2 separate regions of the Mus musculus genome follow, and region 2 is linked to region 1. The links are chromatin contacts, found by Hi-C or POLR2A ChIA-PET in ENCODE. All regions are on one chromosome and are shown on one strand. The core of a region is the stretch at or near the end of the contact, and the rest is flanking DNA. Distances in the headings are between cores, read along the strand shown. Region 1 has its middle 25 kb from the start of Gm34150. Region 2 holds the start of Ankrd46 (ankyrin repeat domain 46).

What was found. Hi-C counts contacts between places; a loop is a spot of excess contacts on that map. ChIA-PET counts read pairs that join two places held with the same protein, here RNA polymerase II (POLR2A).
Region 2: a loop to region 1 is called in a map of left cerebral cortex, with 2.5 times the contacts of the local background. The contact joins the promoter of Ankrd46 here to the enhancer-like site in region 1. A Hi-C loop is called at or near these places in 1 of 37 maps with a recorded cell type or tissue (left cerebral cortex). POLR2A ChIA-PET finds 5 or more read pairs at or near these places in 1 of 5 experiments (Patski).

Annotation. Positions count from the first base shown.
Region 1 is chr15:36,396,442-36,402,746 of GRCm38, forward strand. No RefSeq gene overlaps it. Among named protein-coding and RNA genes, the nearest start is that of Gm34150, 25 kb to the left of the region's middle. Within about 2 kb of position 3,075, at least 1 of the 3 ENCODE cell types and tissues checked has a DNase peak (open chromatin) inside an H3K27ac peak, as active enhancers do.
Region 2 is chr15:36,494,027-36,500,331 of GRCm38, forward strand. Ankrd46 (ankyrin repeat domain 46) reads right to left here and starts at 2,765. Exons shown (of 5, transcript NM_175134.4): 1 at 2,701-2,765; 2 at 1,851-1,967.

The sequences.
Region 1 (6,305 bases), core at 1,825-4,324:
AAATGTCACCCTCTGATGTTTGCTGACTTTGAAGTCCCTTGGCCACAGTACATGGCAAAAGTTGCCTGTCTCCAACAGGTTCCTCCTCCTGCCCCGTTGGGTAAGCAGTAGATTACTTCCTCTAGACTTATTATGAATGGGGGCAGTCTAAGTGCATTTGAATATTTTGACTCAGGGAACACTCACAACAAGCATTTCAGGTCAGAGCAATCATGTACCCATTTCACAGACAAGGAAACAGAAAGTTTGGAGAGGCTAAGCTACCACCTGTCCAAGGTCACTCAGTCACTGTACTCCCAGCCACGGGGGGCTTTCTCTTCCCTATCTCTTATTTTCTTCGTTTCAGAATAACTCTGATTGGATCAAGTTCTACCAACAACTCTTTCTGTGCTGGACACTATGTTATGCACTTGGGAGTCAAAGATGAGTTCACTGAAAGTCTTTCCTGTAGCCCAGCAGACGGGAATAGGTGGGCCAGGAAGGGAGGCCAGAGCAAGGCACTGTGGGCAGACTTGGAAGGGCAAGCGGGAGCCTGTGCCGCCTACTGTGGCGTCTGAGTGGGTGGGCGTGATAGTGCTGGGTAAACCCACAGTCTTTCTTCCACTGGAACAGATGATGGTCTCTGCTTCCTCTGTCACTTTCTTTGGTTTTGAAACTTTTATTTCTTCCTCGTTTGCCCCAGAAGAGCAGACTTTAAACTTGACTGTGCCTACTATTTTGTCTCTGTATGTTTAAGGGTGGAACTAGGAAGATGGCTCAATGGGTAAGAGCTCTTACGGCGCAAGCATGAGGACTTGAGTTTGAGTCCCCACACCAGTATAAAAAGGGGCAGGGCCAGAATTGACTGTAACCCCAGTGTTGTGAAGACAGTGTTGGGTGGACAGGCAAGGTCCTAGGAGCATCCTGCTAGTTTCTGTACCCATTCCAAAGTTCCTCACATTCAGAGGTTGCATGTGCTAAGTCAGGCCAATGTAGAGTTGGAAGCAATGTCTGTGCCTGACACCTCGCACGTAGCCTGACTCATCTTTCGGGTAATCTACCCTCTCTCTGTCCCTTAAGGGATTCCAGCATCTAGTGGAGGACTCTGGGGCAGGGGTTCAGTGCACAGGTCAGTTTGAGAATGACAAGTTCAATACATTGGTTCTAACTGCTGCATGGTCACCTGCCCTGGGGCCTCCTAGATGGCATTCCAATACAGACTGCTATTTGCATCCCTCAACTTTTCTTTAGTGTCCGCTCCTGGCTCTGTGTCTGAGAGCTGTGCATACTAAGGGCTCTCACTTTCACCTTAACCATTTGGAAAACTGTACGTGTTGGTGCATCCCTATAATCTCCATTATCTCAGGCTGTTGGGAGCCCGAGACAGGTGGGTGTGAGTCTAAGGCTAGCCTAGGCTACATAGTGAGACACTGTCCCATAGAACAAACAGAAGAGAGGGTCAGTCATTCCATACTTCATGAGACAGAGACACCAAGGGAGACCTTAGACCTGTGCTTTTTATAATTAAATAATACCTGTTGTTTTGATATGTATATATATATGCTTACTGAGTTTTATTTATGTATTATATACATACATGTATATGCATGTATGTACATACATGTTTATAGGACAACTATGAAGACAAGCTCAATCTCCAGCACCCATGTGAGAAACTGGGGCACGGCCACAAGCACCTGTAATTCCAATTCTGAGTAGAGACAGGTGGATCCTGGGAGCTTACTGGCCAGTCAGTCTAAACAAAGCAGCAAGCTTTAGGTCAAGTGAGTGGCCTTGTCTTACGGGATAGGGAACACAGTGATAGGCACCTGACACACTCCTCTGGCCTTCACACTAGGGCACAAGTGTGCACATATACACATATGTACGACACACACACACACACACACACACACACACATACACTGAGTGTCCAACTTGTGCCAAGCCCTGTGCTAAACACTCGACTCAAGCAGCCAACTTAATCTAGCAGTGGCTAGAATACCAACCCAAATGCAGGCACATGGATGTGAAATGATTTGTCCAGAGGGCCCCGATAAGGAGCAGTGCTGTCAGGGAGGAAGGACCATTTGGCACTTGTGTATAGCTATAGCTACCGTGCTCCCACCATCTATTCTCTCTCTCTCTCTCTCTCTCTCTCTCTCTCTCTCTCTCTCTCTCTCTCTCACACACACACACACACACACACACACACACACACACACACACACCTTTCTTCAATCCTGACTACTCTACATAATTTCCCTGCTTTACTCATTATGTACTCCACCTCCTACATTTAAATTTTAGTCATTTTAAGAAAGCTCCTAGACCTGATGTTTCTGCCAAGTTTTTTCCCTAGATGGACATTCCCTGTCACCATGGAAACCAATTGCTGGTTAAAACTGGGTCCCTGGAGGTAAGAAAATGCAGGAAGGAAGCAAAGTGTGGAGACGGCTGGTAAGGGTCCCCGGGCAGCTTCTATACAGCCTGCTCTGGCATCGCCTGACATTTTTTAGACCTGGCCAGTCTAAGGAAACATTTCAGGTCCCTGTAAAATTTGTGAGGAGCTCCAAACAAAGCAGAGAAAGAAAACAGCCCAATTGAATTTAAGTAGACTCAATTAAATACCTACAAAAAATGGCATGCTAGTTTCATGAATAAGTTGGGACTTCATAAACAAAATCATGATGCTTAAAACAATAAGTCCTTTTCTTTACAGCTTGCTGACCAATTATGAAGAAAGCCTAGCCCTTCATAAAATGAATTTGTAACAAATTATTTCAAAGGCAGAATTATAGACATCATTTTTTTTTATAGCTAGATTACTAACAACTACTGCTTGTTCACATTGGCCAAACACAAAATAAAATTGATGTGGATGCCTTTAATATGTTTGATATGGTGTGAAGATTTTCCAAAAACAAACAAACAAAGAAACCAAAAACTCTTAAGTGTTGGGAAATTATACCAGCCTTAGCAAGAAGGGGAGCAGGGCATAGGGGGCAAGGCCTGCCTTGCCAGGGAGCCTGCCCCGACATGAGGTGGGAAGCAGGGTGGGAGTGAGGCTTCTCAATGTAGTGGTTGCCCTGACCCAGCTGTCCTGTCTCAGGAGAGAGTGACCGAGCATGTCCAGTAGATTCCAGCTGCTCAGACTGGAACAAATCCAAGAAAACCCAGCTTCCCATTTCTTCTTGGTTGTAAGAGATTGGAAGGACATTATTGTTAAAGAGAAACTTGAGAGGGGCTACAAACATCCAGAGCCACCTCCCTCTCGCCCTCACCAGCAAGGTGAGTGTGCCCTTTCCTTATCACAGAGAGGCACCCCAGACTGACAGCTGTTCCTCTATCGAAGTCTGGACCAGAGGGAGCTCCCTTACGTGTAAGGAGTCTGCATGGGTTGTGTGTGTCTATGCTTTTAAAGCCAGAGATAATTAGGCAGCTGCCTCAGGCTTCGATAAAGTGGGAGAGGCCCACAGAAGTCCTTGGCTGACAGCCCAGGTCTGCTTGTGACCCTCAAAGTCTCAGGTTTTCTCTCCTGTGAGAAGGATGGGCCCTGTCGCCTGTTCCAATCCTAGGCTAGAATGGATACAGAATTGCCTTAAGAGGTTTGTCACCTTTTCACTCAGTTTGGTCCTTATTCCAACAGCCTCTAACACTGGACGCTCATCAGAAATGCTGCAGTGTCCTTTCCCAGAATCTGCATGCTAACCTCCAGGGGAAATGATGTACAAATTAGACTCCAAAGCAGTGAGACTTTTAAAAGCTATAGTTCACAACCTGGGAGGGTATCGATGGCTAATGATCGTAGAATGTTGGTCTTGTTTGCTTGCTCAGTGAGGTCAAGCCCCAGCCTGTATTATCTCTGCTGTCCCACCTCTAGGCTCTCAGTTCTGTTATAGAGTGGGCTTTCTTGGTATTTGTTTAATTACATTCTGCGTGATTGCCCCATAGGACATCAAGAACAGACAGGATATTTCTAGTCCAGCGAGAGGAGCCTATCCAGCTGCATTTGATGCTCGGTACCCAGCCCAGTGCAGTGTACAGAGATCATCAAACTTGAAAGTGCTCGGGATCATCCATGAGCCCCGGAGTAGAGGCACATTTCTTCTGCCACACCCCAAGTTTCCTGCTGGGCAAGGCTGGGACATGGTAGACAACAAGGCACATTTCTGACATGTTTAAGGCTCTGCCAGCTGCTTTGAGAGTGTGGCACGGACTATCAGCATGCCCGAACGCACTCCTTTGTGCTTTGAAAGTACTCACAATAACAAAAGAGCTCACTTGGCAGGAAAAAAAAAATCTTCAGATCAGACAATGTGGCTGCTGTCTCGGGCTGTGGAGTGCTTTTGGGGTGCTAAGGCAGCCTGACACAGGGGATAGGTCAAGGGACCATGGGGCCAGAGGGTAGCACCCCAACTTGTGGTGCTAGAGACCACAAGTTATCACCTGACCTCAAAGGAGTGGCTATACTCAACAATCTCTTGGGTCATTTCTAAAGGCTACAATTTTGCTCCCCATTCCCAGACTCTCAAACCGCCAGGGGTGGGGCGCAGATGTGTCATTAATATTGAGTAGATCATCACTCTTGGTTCCTTTCTATAAACAATAACAGCAACAATCCATTTGCTACAGATCAGCCTTGAAAATGTCACAATGACCCATGATGTAAGTATGTTGGTTTTTGTATTGCTTATTACATTAAATTACCACAAACTCAGTGTCTTACACAAATGCATAATTATATTTGAATGCCAGGAGCCCAGCCCAGGCTCACTGGGCTAAAATTAAGGCGTTGGCTGTGTTCTCCACCAGGGGCTCTGAGGGAAATCCACAGGGTCTTTGTCAGCTTGGGAAGGCTGCCTGCGCTCCTCGGCTTATGTCTTCCTCCCTCCTCAGTGCTCCGTTTTTCTGGATCTTTCTTCAGATGTCAGCCCCAACCTTCTGCATCCCTCTCCTCCTCTGAGTACTGGAGCTCCTCTTGGGTTACCCAGAATCCTCATCCTCATCTTCATGTCAGCTGACCCATAACTGTAACTCCATCTATCACTCTACTCAGAACAAGGTGGCAGTTCGAATAAAACACCCTGTGAGCGCTGCTGCAGGACCAGAACTGGGAGACATGCTTCTAGAACATTATGTGCAATTGTACCACTCTTCATTGCTGATGGATTTCTAAAAATGTTAATTAAAAAATTAACATTTGTGTTAGTTTTTAGGGAAAATGTTGCTTTATAGAAGTAAAACCTCCATGCTTCTTGGCCAACTGTGATGGATATACCCTAACTGTGATGGGTATACCCAACTGTGATGTGTATATCCCAACTGTAATGTGGATACCCCAATTGTAGTGGGTATACCCCAATTGTAATGGGTGTATCCCAACCGTGATGGGTGTACCCCACTTGTGATCGGTATATTCCAACTATAATGGGTATACCCCAACCCTGATGGATGTACCGAGTGGGATGGATATACCCTGACTATGATTCTTGAACCCCTGAGAGAATTCCCTCATTTTGCTAACAGCCTCCAACTTCTTTCTTGGTGGACCCAACCATTCAATGGCTTACTTGGGATTTCCACACAACAGTCTGGGCAACTCACTAACTTCGCCAGTCCCCAGATGAATGCTCCTTCCTGATGTATCCACTTGACTGACTATTGGCCTTCCTACCAGAGACCCACCAGGTCTGTTCTCTCTTCAGTTTGAAGACTCTTACCCATCTACCTGGGCACACCTTCTCATCTTGCAGACCACATCTTTGCAGCCACCTCTTCAGGGAGGTCTTTTGTAGCCCTCGTTTGAAAGTTTTACCCCAACCCTGCTATTTCAGACAGTGAACCCATGATTTGCCACCATTCACCATGATATAGCATGGTGGTGCTGCTTCCTCCATACCCTGACCTCAAAGGAACATTCCAGTTGGCTTGAGTTCATTCCATCTGTTGCTCTGTCTCCACAGAGCTGGCCAAAGCCATTGAGTAGGACTCAGAACTATTGATGAAATGGAGGGCTATGTGTGGGATCTGGGGGTACAGACCCCTCCCCTTGCTTGCTCCCTCCCCTTTGGCGAATCTTTATGCCTTTCTTCTCTCTTCTCTGTTGCAGTTGGTACACAGACTTCTCACATGCTTCAATTCAGGCTCCAGATTCTCTGGTCTCTGAGAGACAAAAGGAATTTCAGTGCATTTCATGCGCCTAACATCTTCCCACAGCAAGAGGAGAGGTACTTTTTTTTTTTTTAAATCTTTGTTTCTTCTTCAGTGTATCTTGAGCCAGAGTACCAGTGAGGAGAATAGAGGTGAAAACTCATAGCAAAGAG
Region 2 (6,305 bases), core at 1,515-4,014, 97 kb after region 1:
CTCACCATGCAGACATCTTGTCACCTCAAACCCCTTAAGGAGATGGACATACAATATATATTCTTAAATAGGCAGAGACCAATTCATGTAACTTTTATTATAGCATAATGCTATTTATTGTCCTATTTTGTTACTGTTAATAACCTCTTACAGGTAATTTTATCATGTACATGTATATAAAGGAAAAACAGCACTCTATATAGAGGACCTGGTACTATCCAAGGTTCCAGGTGTTCATGGAGGTCTTGGATTATATCCGCGGGAATAATGAAGGGCTATGGTGCTTCCGTCTCTCTGACTCCGTCTTTGGTCTCACAGTCAGCCTGAACACGTTAAGTCAGCCCTGCTGCTCTGCTGATCCGAGCACTCCGACCACCTCCTCCTGCCTGCGGAGACGTCCGTCTTTACTTGCATCCACCAGGCTTCTAGCTTCACTCCTCCCTGACACGCTCTGCTCAAACCCAGAGGCTCCTTGTGAGTCCTCCAGCAGGCTGGTGTTCTCTAGGTTTCTGTGTTTGCTGTGCCCTCGTTTGTTGACCCTTGCCCCTGCCTGCACCATCACTATCACTTCAGAGCATTCTCTCGGACATGATTTCCTACTGTAAAGCTGTCTAAGCTCCTCTCCCAGCACGGCCTACCCCTGCCCTGCTTTGCTCTTCTTAGTCATTGTTACCATCTAGCTGGATTTATTTCCACTTTTAAGCAGATCACTTTATTATCCCCATCTTCCTGCAGGGGACATTAACTCCATTAGATCAAGGACTTAGGTTACCCCTGGTTCTTAGAATTGCCCCACCATGAAAATCAGGCTGTGGGTCAGCTGTATGAACCCTGGCAACGCAACTCTTTATGGGGTGGGAGGGGCAGTATGAGCCAGGGTTTCTCTGTGTAACAGCTCTGGCTGTCCTCTATGTAGACCAGGCTAGCCTCTAAGTTTCAGAGATCTGCCTGCCTCTACCTCCCTCGTACTAGGATTAAAGGCTTGTGCTGACACATCTCATGCAGCTCTGGACAACACAACTCTTAAATCCTAATGAATTAAATCCTAGTGTATGAAATCCTAACACATTAAATCCTAATACAGCTAAGCAAATTGGGACTCGGTGGTGGTTAGCTTTGGTTGTCAGAAGGAGAAAGCCCCGGGAAGGGAGTGTCAGAGGAAGTGTCTAGGTTAGGTTGGCCTATGGACACGCCTACGGGGGATTTGTGACCTGCAAAGCTGCAATCCGACTAGCTGCCTCAAGTCCCTGTCACCATCACTTCTCCATGGTGACAGACTGGAGTCCTCTGTCTTTGTCTCCGCAATAGTAAAGGAACTTAGTTAGACTCTAACGCCCCAGTCTCTGGGACTGGGAAATCACATCCCCAGTCTCACAGTGCAAACCCTTGATCCTGCAGTCACTAGCTCAGTTTGCTTACAGGTTGTGCTGTGTATCCTTCGTTCCTCACCACGTAGCAGTTCTCTCCCACGTCTCTCTGGTATCCTGTGAGACACTAGCTTCTTGTAGGAGTCGGGGAATCTTTCTGCTTGGCAGAATGCTATGTGTGCAAGGTACACTCACTAGAACTGCTGTGAAAATACAACTAACCAACACACAGCTAATGTGGATAGACAATCACAGACGCACTCCTCCATCAAATCAACCTATGCTGAAACAGTAAGAATCCAGGACATTTAACTTTATTATCACTACAAGGCTTAAAGAACAAATGCATTTCTCATTAAACTCCCTTGAAACTAAAAGGACAGTGGCACAGGCTCTTGCATACTCCATAAGCATAAGTCTAAGAGAAACCAGTTCAGGCTACGAATTCTATCAATAAACAAAAATCTTAAGGAACACTACTACCTTTGCAAGGTAAAGGGATGCTGGCGTGAAGTCTTGGGCGTCTCCGGTCCCACTTAGTCTGCCAACTGTCTGGGCTTGGACAGGTTGACTTAAGACTCTGTGCCTCAGCTTCTTTATCTGCAAATCAGAGATGGTACTTGTCAGGGTTGTTGCAAAGATTTTAAAAAGGACCATTAGGCACAATATCTGACATGAAGATAGCCAGCTGTTACTGTAACATGAAAAATCACCACACCACTGATGGCACCTTGGGAAGCGCCTAAGTACTAATGCCACGTTCTGAAGAGTGGGCAGTGTTATTTACTCTTCAATAACACACACTTATTACATTCCGCAGCCAATTCTAGAGTCTGTGGAACGCTGTTAAAATAAATGTCTTCTCCCTAAGACGGTTGTTGGGAAATCCGGAGAGGAAGCAACTGCGTTTTAACGACGCGTGTCAAGTGTGAAAGTTCATGATCACCTGAGGCCTAAGCGCAAAGTGTGCAAATCTTTTCTCTCCGCGGATACCCTGGGCAGTGTGACAGTCCGGACAGATCACACGCACCTCCACAGCGCCCACGCACGCCCGGGCTTCGGTCTCCTCGTGAACCGCTAAGGTGTTGACAATTCCTAGCTATGCTTTGAATCCCTGCCTGGGAAGGACGCCGCCATCGGGCTGGGGCGTGGGCTGCCTGAGACCCGCGAATACCCGCGGGCATCATCCGCGCAAGCTCCCAGGCCTGACCCGGGCCCTCCTGCCAGCATCGCCCGCGCGGAAGCCGCTCGGACCCGCGCCGGGCTCCACGGCCCTCAGAGGAGCTGTCACCGGCTCCCGCCCAGCTGCTGCCCACGGCCCCGGCCCTGGTACCTGCGCCCGCGGCAGCAGTGATGGCAGCAGCTCCTCCTCTCCAGCGGCGACAGGCGGGGCGCGGACGACCACAGAGGTGGAGCTCGCGAGGGCAGAGCGGCCTCGCACCCCGCGGCGGCGCGCCCCCTGCAGGCGGGAGGCTCTCATGGCGGTTCGGCCTCTAGCCAGCATCGCGCACATTCACCCCTTTTAAAAAACATACATCCCATTCCCTCAACTAAGTAGAAATTTAAAAGGCAGAAACAAATATATTAAGTGCCACGCGCATTAATTTATTAGTTTAGGGCTGCAGGGGAGGTGTTTAAAATCTGAATCCACAAGTTAGCAAATAATGGCTGACAAGTCTACTCTAAGCTATAATCCTGCCGAGTTATTATTCAGAGTGAATGCTTACACCCACTTATAAGGGTTCCTTGACTTATCATGACATGTGAAAATGATGATACACCCATATATGGAACATTCTTTCACAGAGCTTCTCTCTCTCTCTCTATCTCTCTCTCTCTCTCTCAACTCCAGTCATATAGCCAAGGTGACTTCTTTTAAACACTGTTCTACAAATTCTAGTATCATCCAACCCACCAGATGACCCTGTAGGGTGTTGTCTGTTCAAGAATTACATCTAAGTCGTCCTCCCGCCCCCAGCCCCCGGCAATGTCAAATAGATGTATAGGAGTATTGCCTGGCTTAAGGAAACCTCATATTCCTTTCATTTAAGGATTATAAGAAGGCTGGAGAGATAGCTCAGTTGGTAAAGGACCTGCATTGCAAGCATAAGGTCCTGAAGTCACCCCAGAACCCACATAAAAAGCCAAGCATGCTGGCATGTGGTAATCCAAGTTCTGGCTAGTAGGAGATAGCTGGGTCTCAGTGGTCCCCCTGACCAGTCTGCCAGCCTGGGCTATTCATGGGCTTTAATGAGAGTCCTCTCAAAAAAAAATCAAGATGATTGGCTCTTAAGGTATGTCACCTGAGGCTGACCTCTGGTCTCCATGTGCAAGTGCATGTTAAGTGTTTGCACACTCATGTTTGTGAATGCATGGGCCTGTGCACATATACACACACAGGCCACACACCAGGGCAGGGTGAGCTCAGCCATCCCCAGGGCTGCCAATCATCTTTAGCTATTTAACATTTACTTGTGCAGTGACTGACTATAAATATTCTGTAAATTGGGGATACATTAATCAATTTGTCAGTGGCTAAGTCCATAATATCTTCATATATGCCCATGCACTGTGCCAAATCATTGGGTAATTTAAATGATAATTCTATTCTTACAATTTATTCTTCCCCGGTTGGTGTATCAAACAACTTGAGAGTTTATTGATTGTATTCTAATTTATCTTTTCTTCTTCACGAATTATGGCTTCTGATCAATGGGGAAAATGTAAGGACTGTGAAGGCAGCTTTTTTTCTTCCTCTGAGGAGATTAAGGAAATGGACTGTGAGTTGCCTGTGCTCTCTGAATCCTTGTCCCCATGTCTGCGGACTTGACACAGTGAAGACTGAACATCTTCATAGATGATACTTTTATATCCCAGCAATATCTTGATACTTAATGGGAGTGACCATAAATCAAAGATTATATTTAGTCATTTTACATGCCAGGAAGGCGCACAGTGTTATCACCCTGCTAAAATCCAAGTGCTACATTGCTTTTCGAGGCTCTTCAGAAACTCCCTACCTTACTCAGCTTCTAAAGCCACCTCTGTCCCCCTGCTGTGGCCATTCCTCCATTCGATGCCTTTTCTCTTCCCTGGATTTCGCCTCCATGCCAGAATCTTCTCAGACTTTCTCTCACATCTTATCACACTCCTGTGCTTTGTGGGAGACTCTTAGATGCTCTAGAATGATCTCCTCATCTCAGGACCCTCGTTTGGATGATCACTCTCGAAAAGTCCCCTTTCCCTGGAGTGACACTATCTACATGGCGTCTAGAGTCACCCAGGAGGTGCCCTGGGTGGGCCTGGAGAGCATTATCTTGGTTACATTAACTGAACTAGGAAGACCCATCCTTTTCGGGCAACACCATTCCCTGGCTGTGACCTTGGCCTGTGTCCACAGAGAAGGGAACTGAGCAGAAGCAGGCACCCGTTGCTGTCCACTTCCTGACTGTGGATGCACTCTGACCAGCTGTCTCAAGCGTTTATGGCCACAGCTTCTCTGAAGAGATGGACTGTGCCCTGAACTATGAGCCAAAACTAAGCTTTTCATTCCACAAGCTTTCTTTGTCACCTTTCTTTATCACAGAAACAGAGAAAGAAACTAAGACACTACGCAGAGCTGCATGTGTGTAGGTTCTGGAGACTGTGGGGAAGCGGACATTTAAAGGCTGCCATCTGTGTCTGATCTTAGACTTTAATCAGGAAAACGTCCCTCTGTGTATTCGTCACCACAGATACATTTGGTTGCAAGTTCCAACTGGGATAAGATAATGGAATAAAGGAGCCTTTTCCATTGAGGAAAAGACAGCAGTGATGTGTTTGGATAAATGTTTATTCTGAGACTCCATATTTATTCTTCGGAGTTAGAGGGCACCACGTGTATGGCTCCTGTGGTGATAGCGAAGGATCGATCTGTGTTACAGAGTCCCACGTTTACCCTTGAATTCTCAGCACCTCCACAAGAGGATGGGCACGTGGGCTGCATTGGGGATTATTTGCTTAGTGGGTCTCCACCGAGTGGCACAGTGGAATCACCCCAGGAACTTTAAAATCACCTGCGCCCAGTCAAGACCGATTCAAAGTTGTACAAGAGCGGAGTGTGGGCGGCTGTGTTTCTGCTGCTCCAGGAATCCGAATGTGTAACAGGGCTGGGTGGAGAAGGCCGAGTTAGATCCAAGCAAGGCGAGGACAGAAGATTGCTCAGAGCAGGAAATGAAAGTCTAGGTTGTGCTGATTAAGCCTTCCTACATGGTCTCAGAAAATGCAGAAGACTTTTAAAAATACAAATGGGGACCCTAGTCTGAAGAATACAATCCTCTAGTCAGAACCAGTTCTCTGTGCAGAAAGAGATGTGTTCAGAATGCTGAAGTGTTTTTTAAAAAACACTCAGGACTTGTAAAGAAAGAGGTCCCTCCTAATGCAGGGTTAACAGTGCATGCCTTTAATCCCAGCTCTCAGGAGGCAAAGGCTGAAGGGCCTCTGTGAGTTTGATGCCAGCCTGGTCTACAGAGTTGTATGACAGCCAAGGCTACATGAAGAGACCCTGCAGTCGTGTTCCAGGTCTTTTTTTGTTTGTTTCTTGTAGTACTATATATTGACCAGGAGAGGGCGATATGCTCCTGAAAAGCGTGGCTCCCACAAGTCTCAGGTCTGGTAACTAACAGTGAAATAGGTGCAAAGGTCCCTGGGTTCTCAGACAGAACCACAGACTGAGCTGACCGAACGCCATACTATAGCATGTATTCATTGGCACTAGGCTGGATCAATCTCCATCCCCTAACAGTCTGAAACACTTAAACCCATATAAATATATGTGCCAGGCAACATCAGTTTTCTTTTTCAAAACTGAGGAAAAATTCAAAGCCAAGAACTAACACAAGAACATTTTCTTCCAAGAACCAACACAACTAGAAAGTGTCGCAAGCCAAACTTTCAAAA